2 separate regions of the Homo sapiens genome follow, and region 2 is linked to region 1. Evidence: chromatin loops called from intact Hi-C (ENCODE). Cell type or tissue: OCI-LY7. All regions are shown on one strand. Links, peaks and the distances in the headings refer to the core of each region. The heading gives the core; the rest is flanking DNA. Region 1 overlaps IATPR (ITGB1 adjacent tumor promoting lncRNA). Region 2 overlaps ITGB1 (integrin subunit beta 1).

Region 1 (2,816 bases), core at 174-2,673:
GTGCGCTGAGGTGTGGCCAGCAGACTAGAGTGCAGGTTAACAACATGGCACCCCGTTGATGGATCACCTACTCTTTCAGTACTTAATCGTACACTGCAGCCTATGCCACATCATTTTTTTTTTTTTTAATGTGGGGTCTTACTCTGTCATCCAGGCTGGAGTGCAGTGGCACGATTTCAGCTCACTATAACCTCTGCCTCCCAGGCTCAAGCAATTCTCCCACCTCAGCCTCCCAAGTAGCTGGGACTACAGGCGTACATCTCCACACCCAGCTAATTTTTGTATTTTTTTGGTAGAGACGGGGTTTCATCACATTGCTCAGGCTGGGCCACTTCATTTTGAAGGTTAATGTGTTTTGTTTTGTCAGCGGGATGATAAGCACTATGACAAGGACTCTAGTTGATTCTTTTTTGCTTTTCTCATGGTACCCAACATAGTGCTATAAAAATAGAAGGTAGACAAGAAATACACACAGGATGGAGAACTCTGTCCCATAGCTGTGGGGGTTTCTGAAAGGCCTTCAGGAAAAAGAGCTTCCAGATGTGGGGGCCATCTTCAGAAATCCTGCAGTCCTCAGGCAAATCTGGATGGTCTTACACGTCCAGGGACTGAAGAGAAGTCAACACGCTTCTATGATTGCTTGCAGTAGTTGCACTTAATCAGCTCTTGAGCTGTTGCTATTCTTCTAAGCAATACAGGGACCGAGGGGCTACCTTGTTTGCTTCTCCCCAGTCATGTACAGTCAGTCGTGCCTCCATATGGATGGATTTACATTGCAGAGGAACTGACAGGGAAGAGTGAGAGTCACAGCTTGATGGAGGTGTTCTGGGGCCATTTATGTAACTCACTTCTCTGTGCCTGGACTCCTAGAAGATGACTTCTAACAGAGTCAGTGTTTTGGATTCAACAGAGATTTTTCACTTTAGCAATTTAGAAAAATAAGTGTTTGGCTCTTCTCAGAGCCAAACATTTATCTGATTAAAGAACATAGAAACATGTGGTTGATTACATATGTTATGTTCAGATATGTGTTCTTTTACATCTAATATTTCAATATTTCTCCATTGTGACCAGGGCCAGCTCCTCTTAGTGATCAATGATTCAGTCCAGGTCTAGGGCTTCATCTTGACCATGAATATTTCGTTCTTGGATATTTTGCTTTCCTCATTCCTGAGCCTCACTGAGCGTTTCCTGTTGTTTTAAGATGAGCTCTTCTCAAACGCTTTATCAGCTCAATGCCTCTCCCAGGTGGTACTGGGCATGCTGTCATTGCTGCATAAGCCACTCTTGTTTATGTGGATATTACTGTTTCTCTTTCTGTTACTCTGTTCACTGTCTGGAGTCTTACTCTTCCAGTCTTCTGAGTTCCGGAGTCCTCTAACCATAGTACATACTTGAGTGATTGCTGGAACAATTTTAGGAGTTGTGACAGAGATAAAGTAGAATGGAGGTTTTTGCTAATTTGGGATGAACTCAGAGGATGGATAAGATACAAATAGGTGGAGAGAAAGAGAATACTAAGACATTGTTTTTAGTGTTGGTGGTGCAGTTTTTCTGCTCCTTAGCTCAGTTAGGTTGGGGTTCTTGTCTCACGACCAGGAAGAATTGGGCACGTGGACACTGGAGAATGAGTGGAATAGAATTATTAAGTGAAAGGAAAGCTCTCAGCAAAGAGAGGGTCCTGAAAGAAGGTTCTTGGTAGCCCGTTCACAGTTGACTACAAGGGCTTTTACATATCTGGTGATGGGGCTGGGTTCCCTATGTGTATAAGGCATGAATTCCTGGAGGCGCCACCCTGTCCTTTCAGTGCACATGTGGGACCTTAGTCTGAGCCACTTCATACTGATTTATTTCCCTTACTGTGCATGTGTTAAGGGATGAAATTTTTCACCACGGGCATGTTTAGGCAAGCTCCCTGTGCACAATGACCTTGGCAGGTTGGAGGTTCTCCAGGGACCTTCCCCTGTCTGCCTAGGAGAGTTCTCTGCCTCCTGCCTCTATCATTGGCATGGACCAGACAGACTGTGTAGAGAGAAGACTGGAAAAGCCTGCATTTGGGCCATGGGAAAGCTCAATGCCAGGCTACACAGGCTGTTCTCCCATTGCCAAGATGGCCCGATGAAGACATGAGCCCCCTGGCTGGTGTGATGAACGCTTTGTTTAGGGGGAAGATACAAGTGAAGTGGTGCAGAACTTACGTCTTTAAATCCACCACCACACTGGAAAATGTCCACAAAATAGTCTATTGACAGGTGATTTTTCTGGCTCAGGTTCCAAGCTGACTTGAAAAATGCCATTATGAGTTTTCTGCTGTTTTCATTTAATGGCTGAAACATCAGGTCTTGAAAACTTCAACTGGTCACTTCCTCTAAGCTACTCAGAAAAATATTTCCCTTTTATTAGTGTCCGAACTGTGCATGCATGTATGTGTTACCTCAATGCCCACTATGGTGGTCTGTTTTTAAGCTGGTCCTCTGTGATCCCTGTCTCCAGTATGTATGCCTTGGTATATGGTCCTCTTCACTTGAATGTGGACAAGCCTTAGTTACTATTGTCTACCAGCTAGAATATGGCAAAAATCATGGTATGCCATTTTCAAGATGAAGATATGAAAAGACTGCACCTTCCATTAGGGGTATCTTCTCTCACATTCTGTCTCTTGGAATCCTCATCTGAGGAAAGGCACATCCTATGTTGTAAACAGCCTTATGGGGTGGCCCACATGACAAGGACTTGATGTCTCTAGCCAAAAGACAGTGAAGACTTGAAGCTTGCCAATGGAACGTGAGTGAACCCAGAAGCAGATCCTTCCCGGT
Region 2 (2,816 bases), core at 156-2,655, 150 kb before region 1:
TCAGGCTAGTATTGGAGGGCAAGAACCCAGGCCTTCATTTTATATAGCCTTCACATATCCTTCTGATATATATGATATTATACATAACTCCTAATAGGTAACAAAGTGGCCAGGTACTATCTGTGAAATTAGATTGGATTCTTCCCATGCTGTCCTTGAATGTGACAACCATCTGTCATCCAACCTTCGCTCATACCATTCCAAGCTCAGGCCTCATCTCCTACACAACGTGTTCCAAAACCACACAAGCCAATGCTGAGATTTTTCTAACATTGTTAGGGAATATTACATGGTACAGTATTTTATGGTACAGTACATTGTATAAAACACTCTTTGGTATTTATGTTTTCCTGAACTGAACACAACTTGTTCCAATTAGACAACAGACTCAACATCAAAGAGCATGCCAACTTCTTGATTCATGTCCACTGAGTAAAGCATTTTTCAGGTAACTGGTACTCAATGTACTGATAGAATAAAATGTAATGTACAGCCAAGCTACATCCTGATGCAGAGCTGACAGGGACAGATGTTGCTGGTCAGCGCTGGCAGGTATCCTTAACAGAGTAAGTGGCACAGTGCCTACACTCTCTGGTGATACAAAAAAAAAAAAAGTTGCTCATGGAGAGAGAACTGCACTCTACTTACATCAGGCAGCAGCTATCCTCCAACTCCTCGAACGAGAGAATGAGAGAAACATGCAGGCTGCTTTATAGGGTAGATGTGGAAACCAACGCTCTGGAAGTACAGTACTCTGACAAAGGTCACACAGAAATTCAGTGGCAGACCCGGCACTGACACCCAGGTTTCCTGTCTCCCAATCGAGAAGCCTTTAGTACATCAAACTGCTTCTCTGATCAGGTATCTGAAAATAAATTACCACAAAGAAATGTGACCAATGAAGTCTTTCTGTCTTTAACTCAAACATGCCAATCACTGGAAAAACCCAGAAATACCTATGTCACTCACAAAAATGCCACTCAAAGGAATTAGAAGTTCAGAGAAGAAACTGGGGAAGGTAAATGCTTTTCTAGATTCCTCTTCCTCCACCCCCCCTTGACTATTAAAAGTGTTCCCAGGTCCTCCTTCAGCCCGTTTTTCACTCCACACCCTCCTTTGGTGTTTGCATGCACAGCCTATAGCTTCAACCAGCAATAGACTAAGAATTGTCAAATTGAAATCTCTCAGAGTTTTTTCTTTTTTTAAGCTCTCAATCTGTGTATTCAACTGCAATTTAGACATCTCCACCTATGTCCCATGGTCACCTTAAAAAAAAAAACTTGGCCTCATAAGGTCATCATTTCCCCTCTGCTCCAGCCAACCAGCACCCCCAGCTTGTGGTCACCCTCTCACCTCAGTGAACAGCACCTCCTAGCCAGAAACCAGTGTCACACTGGGTTTCTTTTATTTCTCTTATCAAGTCTTATCAGTTCTCCCTCCCAAATACAGTAGTTCTTGAACCCCACTCAAATCATCCTCCATATAGGGATCTGCAAAGCTTTCTGACCACTCACCTTTATCAGCAAAAAAATTCTAGGCATACCTGTACCCAAAATAAATGCAATTTATAAATTCAGATACATGTACTTCTACAGCAATATAGTAAGATTATCAATCATAATCAAAATTTTAAATTTTAAAGTGATGAGATCAACAAACATAATAGTAGACCTAAAATTTTCTCCCTATACTTCAGTGAGTCTTTTTATGCATCCCTGGAGATAGGAACCTGTGCTTTGAAATTATGTACAATGAGATTGGTCCTATAAGAAATACATACATATATGTGCTTGTGTGTATGTGTGTATATACATATGTATGTGTACTGGAGGCAGCTTTTCTCATGCACACACACGTTTCATGAGGTGATATGCACACGCTTAAGCATATTGCTAAATATAGTTAACTCTACCTTCTAAAGTCACAAACCAAACGGCAAGTTTAAAGTTAGCTGACCTCTAAAAACTCACAGCCACTTTTAAAACAATAACAAATGTACAAAGTATAGTTTGGATCCTTTTGTACACAGCTCCTGAAAGAGAGAAACTTTTTTTTTCACCTACCGACAGACATATTGGAAGGCTGCTAATATTCTGACTTTTACGGACTGTACCCCCTTTAAGCTGGGTACATACCATAATATCTTTTCAGTTTTCCACAGCTATAGATACCTCTAGCATAACACTTCAGGATTCAGAAGACGAATGTACCTTTCTGTATCTTAACGTCTCTACTCCATACCTCCCACCTCTGAAAAAATAACCAGCCAAACTCTCAGAACCTAAAACCAAGTCAGAGTAAACACTGCTAATACAATACAGGTACTTACATATTTACCCGGCATAATCTCCAGGATTCCACCCACAACCTAACAGATCCTAACTCTCTGGCAGAGTGAGAAAATCTGCTAATATCTAACAGAAGTCTAAATGAACCCTTTCAGATACATGCAGCTTGTTACATATTCAGAAAGTTAAGTTCTCTGAAACTTTTACCAGTTACAAGATGTTTCAGCTTATCACACTAGCAGCATAGTTAAGGGCAAACCAGAGCAGCTACAGAATATTAATGAATATGTTTTCAGACAGAACACTATACTACTCACCGCTGTAAGCCATAACTTACTTATCAAGAAGCCAAACAATAAAAGCATTACAATCAGTGGCAAGCACGCTTAGGAAAACTGGCACCATGTTAAGTTGTTTGACCACTTTTCATTATTATAATATGACCAGATGTCCCCAGTGTCACTCCCAGAGTTAGGAAGAACACCAATGTAGAGCTACATTTTCATTCGTGATGGTAATTCGGGGCTG

Evidence for each region. A loop is a pair of places that touch in the nucleus more often than their neighbours do. Peaks named below come from ENCODE experiments on the same cell type or tissue, not always from the same donor. Only the 100,000 strongest peaks of a DNase experiment are listed, where the experiment ranks them.
Region 2: it touches region 1 in a loop (2.5-fold over the local background); 4 of 110 quality-filtered maps call a loop at or near these places.

What each region holds. Positions count from the first base shown.
Region 1 is chr10:33,102,272-33,105,087 of GRCh38, forward strand. The region is part of intron 1 of IATPR (ITGB1 adjacent tumor promoting lncRNA); the gene reads right to left. Among named protein-coding and RNA genes, the nearest start is that of IATPR, 13 kb to the right of the region's middle. In OCI-LY7, for the core only: no CTCF peak of the experiment used is centred there; a DNase peak (open chromatin) is centred at 1,600.
Region 2 is chr10:32,952,945-32,955,760 of GRCh38, forward strand. The region is part of intron 1 of ITGB1 (integrin subunit beta 1); the gene reads right to left. Among named protein-coding and RNA genes, the nearest start is that of ITGB1, 3.9 kb to the right of the region's middle. In OCI-LY7, for the core only: a CTCF peak has its summit at 1,370; a DNase peak (open chromatin) is centred at 1,351; H3K4me3 peaks cover 2,439 bases; H3K27ac peaks cover 2,500 bases.